Regions from separate parts of the Homo sapiens genome. Here region 2 is linked to region 1. A link is a contact called in ENCODE Hi-C or POLR2A ChIA-PET data. All regions are on one chromosome and are shown on one strand. The core of a region is the stretch at or near the end of the contact, and the rest is flanking DNA. Distances in the headings are between cores, read along the strand shown.

Region 1 (4,125 bases), core at 437-2,936:
TGTTCAGGTACACTCCTTTTTGTGTGTCCTAGGTAGGATTTTCTGTGTCCTAGGTAGGGGATTATCAGACGTCTTCCTATAGAAGCACTCATTGAGGCTGTATATGTGAGATTAGTGTACAGTTTCCTCTGTGCAGGTTATGTCTGAATTTAAAAGTTTTCAAAAAGACAGACATTAGAACTCCAAAAACTAAAACAAGAGTAAAAAGGATATAGACAGAGTAGCAAATACTAAAGCTGACAGAGAAAGAGAAAACTGCAGTGTGATTGCCAGTAAACCCAGAAGGGGCTGAAAAACACTAAAGCGTGCTACCTAATTACTCTTTCACTCCAGAAATGTGATCCATGGAGTCTGTCAGGACCAGAGATTTCACATCTCACTACAAAGACCCAGAGCAAGTTGCCTGCAATGGAAAGATACTTTAAGAGAAGAAAAGTCATTTTCTGTCCTTAAACAGGAAGGAACAAAAGATTATCTCTCCTGTCTGAACTGAGGGGTTATTTGAGAAAAACACTCAGGAATTACCCATGGGTAGGCTTTTAGGAAATTAAAATCTGCAAATAAGCTGGGCACAGTGGCTCACACCTATAATCCCAGTGCTTTGGGAGGCCAAGGCGGGAGGATCATTTAAGGCCAGGAGTACAAGACCAGCCTGGGCAACATAGCAAGACCCCCATCCCTACAAAAAAAAAAAAAAAATTTTAATTGTCCAGGTGTGGTGGCATGTACCTGTAGTCCCAGCTACTTCAGAGGCTGAGATGGAAGGATCGTTTGAGCCCAGGAGTTCAAAGCTACAGTGAACTATGATCATACCACTGCACTCTAGCTTGGACAACAGAAAGAGCCCTTGTCTTTTTTAAAAATAAAAAAAATCTGGATACAAAGAAAAGGTTGTTTCTGTGTTTCCCACCTCTGAAGAAGGAATCTACTCTGGGAAATTTCCACTCCCTACAATAGGAGTAGTATCTGCTGGGGACAGGTGCGTGCACGGTCTGAGTCACCTCCAACTCTGCACATGTCTGGAGCCAGCACTGTGGGGGTGGGAGGACAGGAACCACATCTGTGTCTTCCGGGTATACCTGCCAAGCTTTCAACCAGTTTCGAGGTGCCCTCAAAGTCAGGGCCAGCCGTTTGGAAGCCTGGGCCATTGCACTGACCTTCCCTCCCCAGGTATTCTACTCCTCGGCAATGAGAGAACATATCAACTCATCCTGCTCTGGGGAGGTCCCAGGTCCCTCAGCAACCACCCCCTACAAATAAAGCCTTTCCTCTCCCGCAGAGAGCCAGGGAAGACAGGGTAGGACTTCTCACCCTCCTGGCCCCTCCATCCCAGATACCTTGGCTGCATCATTTCATTTTTCATTTTGTCTGGATTAATTTTGCATTGCTGCATGATTCACACTTCCTGTCTGGCTTCCAAAGCACATAACTAGAGGATCCCTCTGGAGAGGAATGCCGATTAATACCTTTAACATGCCTGCTTCTGATGGGGAGAGCAGTAAAAATACATATTTTCATATTACATCTATATTCATCTATATATTTTTAACATGTCATTGTGCCACTTTGTACAGAATTGTCATTTTAAGTGGTGATTTGGCCTCACTCCAGGGATTGATGCATCAGGGTCAGGTGGCCTCTGAGGCAGCTGTAATTTTTATGCTGAGCTCCCATCATAGGAGGAGTTAGCCTGGGGAGATTCACCACATTGCAGAGTGCTGAAGTGAGTGGTTCTCAACAGAAAGGGCACAGCTTTTAAAGAGAAGAAAAGTCTTGTCTTTTTCTCTGTTTTCTCAGAGAAGAAAGAATAAACCCTTGCCTGGACTGAGGGATTATTGCAGATGAGACTCAAAAAACATTTATATAACACCCCCAGCCAAAAGTCCCCAGGACACTGTTAATAGGAGTCAAAAGGCCAATGGAAATGTAGCCCTGGAGCATTTGTGCACCTGGAGGTCATTCAGGATTGAGGCCAAGGGTGTTTGTGCGCCCCTGGGGCCTGCAGGTGTGGTAACCCATACCCAGGTATCTACCAGCCAGCCCTTCCACCCCTAGGAAGAAAGGCTCCATGAAGTCAAAGTGAGAGAGGGAGAGTCCTCCAAGATCAGGAACTTCTCTTTGGGGCCAAATGAACTCCACCCAGAAGTGATGAAGAAAGGTAGGTAATGGATTGCTCAGACCACAGAACACCTGGCCTTCAAACCATGGGCTAAAGAAATCAGAATTGCGCTTTAAATTCTTCTGTAAAGGGGCATTTGCAGAACCACTGTCCTCTCCTCTGTATGAACATTGGGACCAGGATCCAGTTCCAGCTTTTCCAGGCTCCCGTCTCCCTCCCTCCTCCCTCCTTGCAGGCGCGTCCCCTCCCCTCCCCTCCCCCCTCCCACCCCCAACCCTGTGCTGCTGGACAACTGTTCCTTGCCCTGAGATCCTCTCCTATGGTAGAGCTTCCCTTCCTCCAAGTGCCTATTTAGAACCAGAAACAGAAATGGAGAAAAAAAAATCTTATTAAATATGTGTATTTCTGTTATTCCTTTTGGTGGGATAATCCCTAACAAACCGCAGCTGCAGAAGACTAACTGAGCAAATGATGGGAGGATATAAATATCTAGAATTACTGTATCTCAAATTCCGTTTTCCTGCTGCAGCCCCAAAGAGCCAGATTTAATTTTTAAAAGAGACTTCAGAGAGGAAGCCTAGGCTCCTAGCAAGGCTTTAGATACTTAATAAATGAAATAAGGCCCCTGTCGACAGAATTGAATGCGTATGTGTGCATCGGTGCACACTCGTGTCTGTGTGTGTCCACGTGCATGCATGTGTGTGTATTGGCAGGCAGGAAGAAGGTGGCTGCAGAGCCTGTGAAGATGAGCGTCAACCACCAAAAATTCTGATTTCCACACCCCTGATATAGGACACTTGTTTACATGAGAAGGTGAGAAGGGAAATTAAACAATGATTTTCAAATCCCTTAAGAGCTATTATGCAGCAAATATCATCCAGCTGTTCTCCACCTCCTGCCCCAGTTTCCCATCTGCTGCCTGTTTTAAGTGGCGCTTATGGGACAAGACCACTCACCACCTTTTGGTTGGCAAACTCCCGGGTATTTTGGCATGTGAGTTCTGTACAGACTGTCCCCTTGGAGATGGAGTTGGCAAGACATGGCCATTCCAAGTGGACTGGAATCCAAGTCTATACCATCTGGGTGGTAGGCTCTGCTCAGCGGGTACATGGACCTAAGCCAATATGAGCAGTGCATTGATACTCTCGGGGCACAGTGCCATGCTGCTGGTGCCAGATACCAGAATCACTCCCTGGATCCCCTGAGAGCAGTTAAGAAAAAATCAAGACTGGTGATTTGGAAGACCTCCCAGTAGGCATCTGGCCTCTAGACATGGAAACCAAATCAAATCTTGGGCTAGAAGAATATGGTACGCACATATGCATTTCATTCATCCATGCAACAGTTATTTACAGACCCCTGTTGGGGGCAGAGTTTCTATCCCAGCTTTCCAGCTTGGGCTTTATTGTTGCCTATGTTAGTTTGTTCTGCAGTCCACCCTAACACAGGGTAACTTAGCCTTAAAGGAAATGAGTAATTTCCTCTTCTGCTGGATAGAAAAGATTTCCACCCCCGTTGCCCTTTTTCAACTCCTGTGATAGACCTCCCTGCTCTCAGGTTTGCCTTCAGTTTTATTGGGCCACCTGGTTTTCAAGTGAAGGTGCTGCCTCCAGGGAGCCAGATACTGAGGGACTTAGAGCAGATGAATGTGACTTAGGAGGTAGATGGGACTAGGGACATGTTTTCCCTCCTCCTTGGTTCTGGTGCTACATCCGGCCAGGTAACACACACATGGAAAGTAACTATTTTGAATTCTGGTCCCAGAGCTGGAGGTTTACATGATCTGGAGACTTGGAGACCAAGAGAGATGCTGTATGTTTATTACCCCAGTTATCTCTCTCTCTGTAACTTTCATTCTACACCTTGGAGGGAGATATTTATTAGTCATGAGGTGGTCATACCATGCCAAATCTCACAGAGAATGAAGGTCCAGTCCCTGGCTCCATCTTACAACACTTTTTCACCATCTGTACTCTGAAACTTTGACACACATCCCAGAAATAGAA
Region 2 (4,125 bases), core at 476-2,975, 42 kb before region 1:
ACATCGTGACTCAGTGATACACTCCCTGCTGGGCACTGCAAATTGAGCTCAGAGAATGTTTGAAATGATCTTCAGTCATCAGGCAGAAATTGGAGTGACTCAGATGACAGAATTCGTGTTATGCAAGCTGGACGCTGAGTACTCGGCAACTGGTCCAGAGAGAGAGAGAGAGAGGAGAGGGGAGGTAGGCAGGAGGGAAACAGAGAAGGATGTGGGAATTCCAGTGGCTTATCACCTGCACCCTACAACCCCAGCCCAAGAAAAGAGACCAGTGGTAGATATGAAGCCTGGAGCCACCCTTTGCAGCAAGAAGAGAGTCAAGGGAAGTGAGATCCTCTGGTGTATTCTTGGTTTCTCATAGCTGAAAAGAAATTCAGTATAGCAAAGTGGTTTTCCCACACTCACTAGCTGCCCTCACACAGTGGGGCCTGTCTGACTGGTGAGGATCTGTCCCACACCAAGGCGCCTCAAAAAGGGCAATGGCAGAGAAGGATTCATATAATCATTCATTCATTTAGTCATTCATTTGCTCCATATTTATTGAGATTCTACTAAATACCAGAGGTTGTGCTAGGTGCTAGGACACACTAAGAAATGAGACACTGTCCCTGCAGAGAATCTGAATAAGAGAACCAATAGGCACAATGCTGTAGTGCCAAGTGGCATGACAGAAGGAGGCAGCGGGTGTTGGGGAAGCACAGAAGTGGAGCCCCTAAGTCAGACTCTGGGCTTGGGTGAGACCGTGCTGGTCAGAATCTTCAAGGAGAGCAGGAGTAACTAGGTGGGCAAGGAGGTTGTGAGAGGGCCTTTGGGGCACAGGAAACACAAATGAAAAGGGTAGAGATGTGGAAGCTCACGATGTGTATGGAGAACAGGACACACGAGGTGCAGGTGGGGTGGTGGGCAGTGGAAGCCAGGAAGTCTTAAAGGGCTCTGTGTGCCATGTGAGGGGAGGAGAGGGCTTGGGAAGGAGAGGGATGAACAGCGCTGCTCTTTAGAGGGAAGGCTCTGCTGCACCAAGGAGGATAGATGGGAGAGGGCAGTCTGGGCGCCCAGATTCCCCAGGGTCTGCAAGGGAGGAGCTGAGCCCGGAAGGCAGCAACAGAAAGACTGGAATGGAGTTGCGAGATCTGTGGGAGAGGAAAAGACCTGGGACTCACAGTACGTGCAGATTGAGGGCCAGAAACTTGGAGAATGAAGGAGTAGCAAGGAGCAAGGGATGGAAGCAGAGGCAAGTTGGTGAGGGGAAAGCAACAAAGGAGATGTCTTTCTCCTATTCTAGAAAAAGTGTTCATCAATTCTCTGTACCATTGAACCTTCGCGGTGACCTCCCTTTCAGTACAGGCCTCTCCTCTACAGCACCCCTCCTGGTGCTATCTGTCCATTCAGTCATTCAACACCTAATTATTGTGCACTCACCACGTGCCTGCTGCAGTGTCAGGCCCTGGGGAAACAAAATCAAAAGCCAGTAAAGAAGAATGAAGAAGGACTGGAGAAAAATAAAAGGATGAAGGAATTTGCAACTCAAGGCCAAGAAATGAAGGCTTAAGGGACAAAGTTTATGGAATGCCTTCTCATTTAATCACCCTGATCCCTCCAACAGCTGGGACTGTTATAATTGTTATCCCATCTTAAGGAAGAGGAGGCAGAGGCCCAGTCGGATTCAGTCTACTTAGTTAGTAGCACGGCAGGACTCAGAGCCAAGTTGGTGGAGCTCCAAGGCCCTGGTGCTCTCACTTAGTCCATGACACAATGATGAAGTGCTAGCAGACTGCTGACCCCTAGTGAGGTCAAAGCAAAAACACAAAAACAATAAAACAGACTGAAGTTTCATGGTGGAAATTCCAGCTGCACACAGGAAGGATTTCCCATCAAGGAAGAGCAAAACTTTGCTGGTCCCTTGAGGAGACCATCCACATCTGTGTGATGGGTGAAGCCTTGCCCAGAAGCAGGGGTATGAAAATATAGAATCTATGATTTCCAGAGGTCCTCAACGGCAGGAATAAGGTTTCCTAAGCCCTTCTTATTTTCAGAAACCCTATCTGTTTGGGGCTGGAATAAAATCCACTTGAGGTCGGAATGTTACTTCTATGGAGCGCTTCTGAACTTTGATCAGCTGTTCCTCGTGTTTTTGATGAATAACAATTTTAAAACAAGTGCAGCTAGTAGACCAGATCTTTGAAACTCAAGGTCTAATTTGTGGGGGGTCAGGAAAGAATGCAGCATATCTTTGGTGGTGATAAACTGGGACACTAGAGATTTTCCCAAAGACAGTAGAAGGTCTGAAGCAAAACCACAAGTTCTTAGAGGATTAGGGCCTGTGCATAGAGAGTTATTTGTGAAGAGCTGGTTTTATTAATAGTTTTCCAAATACCTTTATTTTTTCTCTCTCTCATTATAATAATGAAATGTTCACTTTGGATTTAAAAAAGTGAACATTTGAAAGAAAAAGCCTGATAAATTCATATCATAAAAGTGATTGTGTCACGCAGCTGTAATCACAGGGCAAACTCTCTTCTTACCTCTCACTCTTTGGTTTCCTTGAGGAATGTGTGTGTGTATCTGTGTATGTGTGTGAGTATGTCTGTGTGTGTCTTTGTTTATGGGTGTGTATCTGCATTGCACTCTTGATCCTTTGAGAAGCGACCTTGAGACTGAGTTTAGCACCTTTTTAGGGGGTGCCTTTGGGGCCAATGCCTGTGGAAGAGAAAGGACAAAAGTAGAATGTACAGAGGGAGAACTTGAGCTAACATGTAGTCCCAAGGAAGGCCTCAGCCAACTCCATGGGAACTCTGGAGCTAGGATGACCTTGATGTCCCGAGCTGGGCAAGGAGACCAGGCCCTCATTACCTCCATAACCAGCCACTGAATGCCAGCTTCCCTGGAAGAGATGTGACCTGGGCAAGGCAGTCTCCTTTCCCTCAGCTGAGGACTGACTTCTGGCACTACCAGCAGCAGGGAAAGTAAGTCCCTCATTACTAATGGCATATGTGGGTAGTGCATCCTAGTGTCCACTACAAAGACTGTGTGTTTGGGTGTGTCTTGAGTGTGTTGATGTATGTCTGCATGTCTGTTGGTGTGTGCATGTATCTGTGTGTGTGCCCCTATATATCTTGTCTGTGGAGTGTTGCCCTCTCTTGGATCAGGGACCATGGCAGCACTGCAGGAGCCCAGGAGGTGAGCATTGGTATCTGCCACCTGATCATCCACCTTGCTTCAGTGGCCCCTTCACTTCCTTCCTATCTCTTGTCAATTTGGGCCTGGAGAAAGGTATAGAATGTGGGATGTGAAGTGGAAGATGTCATGGCCCCTCCTGAGAATTGATTTCGGTCCTTACTCTGGGGTGAGAGAGGAGATACCTACTAAGGCTTCCTTACACAGATTTTTTTTTCTTGGTGTTTTTTTAAATTATTATTATTATACTTTAAGTTTTAGGGTACATGTGCACAATATGCAGGTGATTTTTAAAAGGCACTCCTTGCTGGCAGGCTTCATGAAAATGCGCAGTTGGGAAAACTGACTACAAATAGATTTAGCCCCCACTGGATATCTCTGCTGGGCCCCCTCAAGGGTTGTCATGTCTGGACTGTTTCCTGAGCCAGAAAGGTCTGAATAGGGCTTTGGGGGCCATGTCACCCTGAGCAAGTCTCCATCTCCAGGACCCGACCCTGCTGTTCACTCTATTGTTAGAAGTCAGGACAGCAGTATCTGCCATGAGGCCTGTCTCCTGGGTCAGAGTCCTGTCCAAAGGACCCTGGAAGTCTTAACTCCCCAAATTCAGGACAGGAGAGGAGAGGACCTGGGGACAGCCTTGAAGACAGTTTGATGTAGTTAGGAAATGGAACCTCTCCTGGCAGCCAGTACCCCCAAATTCTTCCTTATCAAAGGACATATGTCCAGTGCAGTGTTTGTACACAGTACATCCAATGAACAAATGGACTTTGGAGGAGAGATCAGCAGAGATGAGTGTCCATGACCCAACTCTAATGAGAAAACCAGGTTACTGCCTGCCCTGGAGCTTCTGGCATTAGGTCCAGGCTGGTTCTAGCAGTGGTTCATTCTTCCTTTGTAACTTGATGCTTCACCAAATGCTTTCTCAAAAGGTCTATGACTCACTGACATAGA

Evidence for each region. A loop is a pair of places that touch in the nucleus more often than their neighbours do. ChIA-PET counts read pairs that join two places held with the same protein, here RNA polymerase II (POLR2A). Pooled maps may share reads with other maps.
Region 2: a loop to region 1 is called in a pooled map, with 2.1 times the contacts of the local background. The contact joins two enhancer-like sites. A Hi-C loop is called at or near these places in 2 of 168 maps with a recorded cell type or tissue (dorsolateral prefrontal cortex and gastrocnemius medialis) and 3 of 50 pooled maps. POLR2A ChIA-PET finds 5 or more read pairs at or near these places in 2 of 52 experiments (MCF 10A and T-cell).

Annotation. Positions count from the first base shown.
Region 1 is chr11:112,610,677-112,614,801 of GRCh38, reverse strand. No RefSeq gene overlaps it. Among named protein-coding and RNA genes, the nearest start is that of LINC02764, 57 kb to the right of the region's middle. Within about 2 kb of position 1,686, at least 8 of the 41 ENCODE cell types and tissues checked have a DNase peak (open chromatin) inside an H3K27ac peak, as active enhancers do.
Region 2 is chr11:112,653,196-112,657,320 of GRCh38, reverse strand. No RefSeq gene overlaps it. Among named protein-coding and RNA genes, the nearest start is that of LINC02764, 99 kb to the right of the region's middle. Within about 2 kb of position 1,725, at least 3 of the 41 ENCODE cell types and tissues checked have a DNase peak (open chromatin) inside an H3K27ac peak, as active enhancers do.